Linked DNA regions of Homo sapiens: region 2 is linked to region 1. The links are chromatin contacts, found by Hi-C or POLR2A ChIA-PET in ENCODE. All regions are on one chromosome and are shown on one strand. Each heading gives the region's core, a stretch centred on a gene start or an enhancer-like site at or near the end of the contact. The rest is flanking DNA. Distances are from core to core; before and after follow the strand shown.

Evidence for each region. Hi-C counts contacts between places; a loop is a spot of excess contacts on that map. ChIA-PET counts read pairs that join two places held with the same protein, here RNA polymerase II (POLR2A). Pooled maps may share reads with other maps.
Region 2: a loop to region 1 is called in a map of psoas muscle, with 2.6 times the contacts of the local background. The contact joins two enhancer-like sites. A Hi-C loop is called at or near these places in 2 of 168 maps with a recorded cell type or tissue (HepG2 and psoas muscle) and 7 of 50 pooled maps. POLR2A ChIA-PET finds 5 or more read pairs at or near these places in 1 of 52 experiments (Panc1).

Annotation. Positions count from the first base shown.
Region 1 is chr5:100,594,204-100,597,155 of GRCh38, reverse strand. No RefSeq gene overlaps it. Among named protein-coding and RNA genes, the nearest start is that of FAM174A, 60 kb to the right of the region's middle. Within about 2 kb of position 1,440, at least 6 of the 41 ENCODE cell types and tissues checked have a DNase peak (open chromatin) inside an H3K27ac peak, as active enhancers do.
Region 2 is chr5:100,549,379-100,552,330 of GRCh38, reverse strand. The region is part of intron 1 of FAM174A (family with sequence similarity 174 member A); the gene reads right to left. Among named protein-coding and RNA genes, the nearest start is that of FAM174A, 15 kb to the right of the region's middle. Within about 2 kb of position 1,455, at least 2 of the 41 ENCODE cell types and tissues checked have a DNase peak (open chromatin) inside an H3K27ac peak, as active enhancers do.

The DNA of each region.
Region 1 (2,952 bases), core at 191-2,690:
AGTAAACAGAAAATGGTCCTAATGAATTCTATATCAGGATAAGGAGGTTTCCGGGCAGAGTGTTGAAAGTGCCAGTTGGTTTCTGTTAGATGCATAACATTAGGTACTCACGGAGAGAATGACATTTTTAGAAAGATAATATTCAGTGTTTTATAGAAAAATTGAGAGGAAAAAAGATTTAAGACTTACTGTGTTCAAAAATAAAATTATTTATCATCCCTAGTTTCTCCAAGTAGCAAAATTTTTCTCCAAATAAGAAATAGCCTCAGAGTAAAACTCAGTCCCAAGGTGTTTTCAGTAACACATGACATCAGGGTAGAGTTAACTTCAATAGAGCAATTACAGGACCCTTTATTGACACCTCAGAAACATTTATGGCAGGGCTGCAATCAGAAAAAGGCATCTGTGAATATGAAGGAGTATTATAAAGACTCTTTCAACTAGATAACAGGACTCCTAGGAATCTTAAGGCTGGGAACCCACGGTATCAAGACTCTAATCCTACAGTGAAGAGGAATCTATCTGACGAAAAATAAACTGTGGGGCTGACATTTGTCTAATGGTGTGAACCTCAATAAGACTGAATTAAAAGTCATAGAGGCAGTTCAGAATTTTTTTCAAAAGAGTCATTGGGGACTCAAACTTTTTCTAGGAGGAAGTAGGCTGAGAAAGATATTTAGCGGCAAACACAGGCGATTGCTAATGGAAAAGAAAGAAGTGTAGGGCACAAAGTCTGGTGCCTAGAAGGCAGAGCCAAGTGACATAGAGGCACATTATCTGGGGCAGGACTGGGCCCCAGTCAAGGAACTGGTGGCATGTGCTCAGTTAAACTTCAGAACTGCCATCGATGAGTGAGTGCTGTCTTTTACCAGAGCACAGTCTTTTTTAAAATTGTCTTTTTTTTTTTTTTGTCAGTTTCATAACCTTGTATCACCATTGTTATATTGAGCATTCAGTTGAGAAGATAACTTATTGTGTTACCGAGCAGGTAACTTGTCTCTTTGGTTCAAAATTCTTCTGTTAAAAAGAAACTAGTCTTGAGGAATTGCACCTGAGAAGTTGGACCCTCATTTCCCCTTGAACTTTATTTGAATGATGAATCCTAGACTTCAAACCGTAGTTGATTTTGCATGTGGGAGGAACATGAATACTGGTAGGCAGAGAGTACAGTGGTAGATAGTTTCCAAAAATAGTCACCATTGAGTCCTTTCTCTCTTTGCTCACATATGCTGTTTTTCGCACAATGAGGTGGGATCTAATTTCCTTCCTGCGAGTTTGAGCTCACCTTAGTGATTTGCTTGACCAATAGAATGTGGCAGAAGCAATATTCTCAAACATGTAAAACCAGATTATAAGAAGACTTGCCACTTTCACTTTAAATGCTTACTGTTGGGAAGCTTTCTCTTAGAACCCAGCTGCCACGCTATGAGAAGCCAAAGCTGTGCGTAGGCATTTCAGCTGAGCTCCCAGCCAACAGCTAATATCAACTCTCAGCCACAAGAGTGAGTCATCTTGGACTTCCAACCCAGCTGAATATTTAGATGATTCCAGTCCCAGACACAATCTGACTGTAATCAGATGAGAGATCCCAAGTGAGGAAAGCCAGTTAAGCTTTGTCAATACACAGAATAAAATATGATGATAAATGTTTTTAGCTACTAAGTTTTGAAGAGTTTTATGTGAAATAATAGGCGCCTGAAACAGCTGTTCAAAGGGCCAACCATATTTCTTTCGTTCTTTTCTTTCCTCCTTCCTTTTGCAAACAAAGGCAGGATGGCTAGAGTTGGAACAGTCATCTTAAGATCATAAAGAAAATACCAACGCGTTTTTAGAGACCTTGAGCCTGGATCCCCTGAGCTATAAAGATGTTAACAATAGCAACCACAAACTCCCTGAAATCAAGATATTAGAAAAACGCATCTCCTATTTGGTTTTTTGGTTACATGTAGCCACATAACCAAACTGATACTCCAGAGATAAAGTGAATACAAAAAATGATATTATACAGTCTTGTACTTTGGTAAACAGAGGCTTCTGGTTCAGCTCACAAGTTTTGTGGATAAAAAGAAAGAACTAGCCATATAATTACAAACACCTCAAAGCATGTAAAGTAAAAATAAAACTAGCTGCTCAATGGAAACCCAAACATTTTGATACTGAAGTAGAATATTTCTCAAAATTCCTTATAAAAGATATATGCTGTGATATAGTGTAAAACTTACTCATTAATGACACATTGAATATAACCTTATCTTTCACAGCTATGTATTTGATAATATCTCTGTTCAGCAGTGGCATAATGACAGATAGTTAAAAGAAATTCTACAAGAGGAAAACGATATAGTCAACTTGTACAGCTGTTGGCAGCCTGAATTAACTCATGGACAAAATTCAGAATAGAGAAATTGGTGACTAGTGATTTCTGCCACCAGTCTTTATAAAAAACTTGTGCTAGTGAGCTTTAGGTAAATGAATATAATAAAATCTTACAGTGAAAACATTACCTATTATTAAAGATGAACTCAAATGCTTAGATGGAGATAGAGTTAAAATTCTCTGGTGGAAATTGGAGAGCCTAATTAGTGTATGTGCCTGGATGGAAGGCCCCAATTCAATCTGGAAATTGGCTCAGATAGTACCCAGTAGAACAGTAAGGACTTTTCTCATAGGACATTTCTGTTTATTTCACCAAAAAAAAAAAAAAAAAAAAAAAAGACATGGCAAACTGAGATGTTAATTGTCTAGCCCATAGAACATAGGTCCAATAATTTTAACTTGAAAAAATTAATTAGGTATTGCTAATTTCCCTATTTGATTGTATGCATATATGAGCAAGGTGTTGCTTAGGGTATGGAAGGTGATGGAGATGCTAAGAGAAGATAGCATGACTTCTGGCTTGGACACTTGAATGAATGTTGGTGCCCTTCATTGAGATTGGTAACACAAAGTAAG
Region 2 (2,952 bases), core at 206-2,705, 45 kb after region 1:
ATAATCTATAACTAAAATAAAATTTTTTTCTTGACTATTCTTAGAAAAAAGTAAACTAGTGACCAAGAATAAATGTGAAAATTTCTTTACTGCTGAAACATAAATGAATAAAAATTAGTGAACCACAATTGTAGTTGTCTATACTTTTCATCAGGAAGTCCAACCCAATTGAATATATGACACATAGTAAAAATTCTTTTGACCAATCTGACATCATTCTCATCTTTATTCCCCATTTCCACAACCCAATCCATCAGTTGTCACTTCCACTTCTTCAAGAATCAGATACTAATAAGGGATATGTCTGCATGTTACAGGTTGAACTGCGTCTTCCAAAAATTCATATGTTGAAGTCCTAATCCCCGGTACTGCAAAATGTGGCCTTATTTAGAAATAAGGTCTTTATAGAGGTAATCAAGTTAAAATGAGATCATTAAGGTAGGCCCTCATCCAATGTGACTGATGTCCTTATAAACAGGGAAATTTTGGAGACAGACACGCACACAGGCAGAACGCCATGTGAACATGAAAACATCATTAAAAAGATCAAGAGAGGCCCAGAACAGATCCTTCCCTCACAGACCTCAGAAGGAACCAGCCCTGCCAGTATCTTGATTTTGGATTTCTAGCCTCCAGAACTGTGAGACAATAAATTTCTGTTGTTTAAGCCAGCCCACTTGTACTTTTTTGCAACAGCTCTAACAAATTAATATAGAATACAAGAGAATTGTTAGGGAAGGGCCTGTGAAGGATAAAGAGAGAGAGGAAAGGGAAATTAAGGAGATCTTACAAAGGGTAATAGAGATCTGACACCTGTGAAAGAGTGGAAAGGAAGGATGACCAGCTAGAAAGAGCTGTAGCTTGCAGTGCAGTTCTGGAAGAGTCTTCACCAGGCCAGTGGCATGCCTGTAAGCAAAGGCTGCCCATTAGCGGAGTTCCCTGTTAGTCAGGATGGCCAGGCTCTGCTCCACTCAGTCATCGGCTAGGGACAAGTTTAGGGGTTATTGTCCTGGCATGAATGCTGTGATGGACCCAAATCTGTGACAGCAGGAAGATGTCAAGCCACTTTGCTTCCCGTAGCATGTTCTCTTGAATGGAGGTCTGATTAGTGTATCTCCATGGCTGCCACAATCACAAGGTATTATTGATTGTACTTCCTAAAAATAATTTAAATTCATTTATATTGCTTACCATACCACTGCTATCCTATCATCTCTTCCTCTGCTGACTAAAATAGCTTCCTAATTCACTATCTCTGCCTACTCCGGCTATCCATTAACCTTCCCTTCATTCTCTAAAACCTTCAATGGTTTCCTATTACTCAACATTAAGTAATCAGTCTATAATATATGGCCTACAAAGATGAGCACAGGATGGCTCATCTTTCATTTTTAGCCTCATCTTGTTCTTTGCTCCACATTCCACTCCAGGTTCTGAACTCCAGCCGCACAGCCTTCTCTCAGTTCCTCATGATGGCCATGCTTTCTCTGCCATTGGCCTCACAGTCTTCTCTCACCTACCACAATACTGCTGTGTGAATGCCTGCTCATCTTTCAGCTGTCAGCTTAAATATAACTTCCTCAGGAAACCCTTTTCTGTTCTACCTAACTAGGTCACAAACCTCTACTATTGGCTTCCACTGAAACTATATACATGTCCTTTAAAGTGCTTATGAAAAGTTCACTTGTATACTTATTTAAGTAACTATTTGTCATCCCTACCAGACATTTGATTCCATGAGAGCAGGAGCTGTATCTGTTCTTACTCACCACAGTAGCCACAGCACACAACTTCTGTCATAAAGTTGATGCCTGATAAATATTGCTAAACAAATTAATTGAGTAAAATATATAGATTGGCAATATATCTTCCATTTTCTCTGTATAAGAAAGATATCTAAATTTTTATATATAAATTATCACCCTTGGAATAAAACAAGCCTGAAAGAACATCATTTCCAGATACATACCACAACAAAATCTAAGGGAGCTAGCCAAATTTAAAATCGTAATATGGACCTCTGGAGGCAACAGCTTTCTGACTCAGGACAAAAAAATAAAGTACTGGAATATTTAAATATATTAAACATGTACTCACATCAGGAGCTCTAAGATTTCATTTAGGATGTTTTAGGCATGATCCAGGCAACTGTCATACTCTAACCCAACTAGAATCCCTAATATTTAGTTTGTATCCTATGCTGAGTTTTATTTTTGTCCTTTTGGTATGCAAATTTACCATATTCTAAAAACACAGTTTTCCTCATATACACTATGAATAACTGAAGTTTATCCTTTCAAAAGCCAAACTGGCTTTTTGTACTACTTTTAACTTCTCAGCATTCTATATAGAACTGTATTCAATGCTAAAGATATTCCTGCCATCCTATACAGAAGAAAATGAGATATTTTAAAAGTCTCTTTTTAACCTCTCAGGATCATTATAATTAGTGACTTTGATATAAACTCTCAGGAGCTATTAAAATGTATATGACTCCATGTTGAAGTTCGCAGATTATTGTAGTTTTGAATTCCTTTAGCATTTTTTCATATTTTTAAAAAAACCCTCTCTATTAGCTTGACAGTTATCCAGCTCTGCCCCTACCACAATCTCGACCACGTGCATCCTTAACTAGAAAGTTCCTTCAACGAGGTATACTGCTACTGCTGAATTCTAATGAAGTGTTTACTGCTAACACCCAAAGGTCAAAAAAAAAAAAAAAATCAAAAGCGTGTTCATGTATGTTCAGGACACTGCAACCTTGTTTTCCTTGATAGATACCTTTTCTCTCCCAACTCCTTGTAATTCAGTACATACAATCACTTCCTGTGATTATGTTTGTCTCCTGTTGAAGGCATGTTGGCAGACACCCCCAGGTAAAGTAAATCCTAAATCAACGTTATATAGTTTGGCTTTGAAGTATTCCATATGAAAGTATGTAACACATAGTTT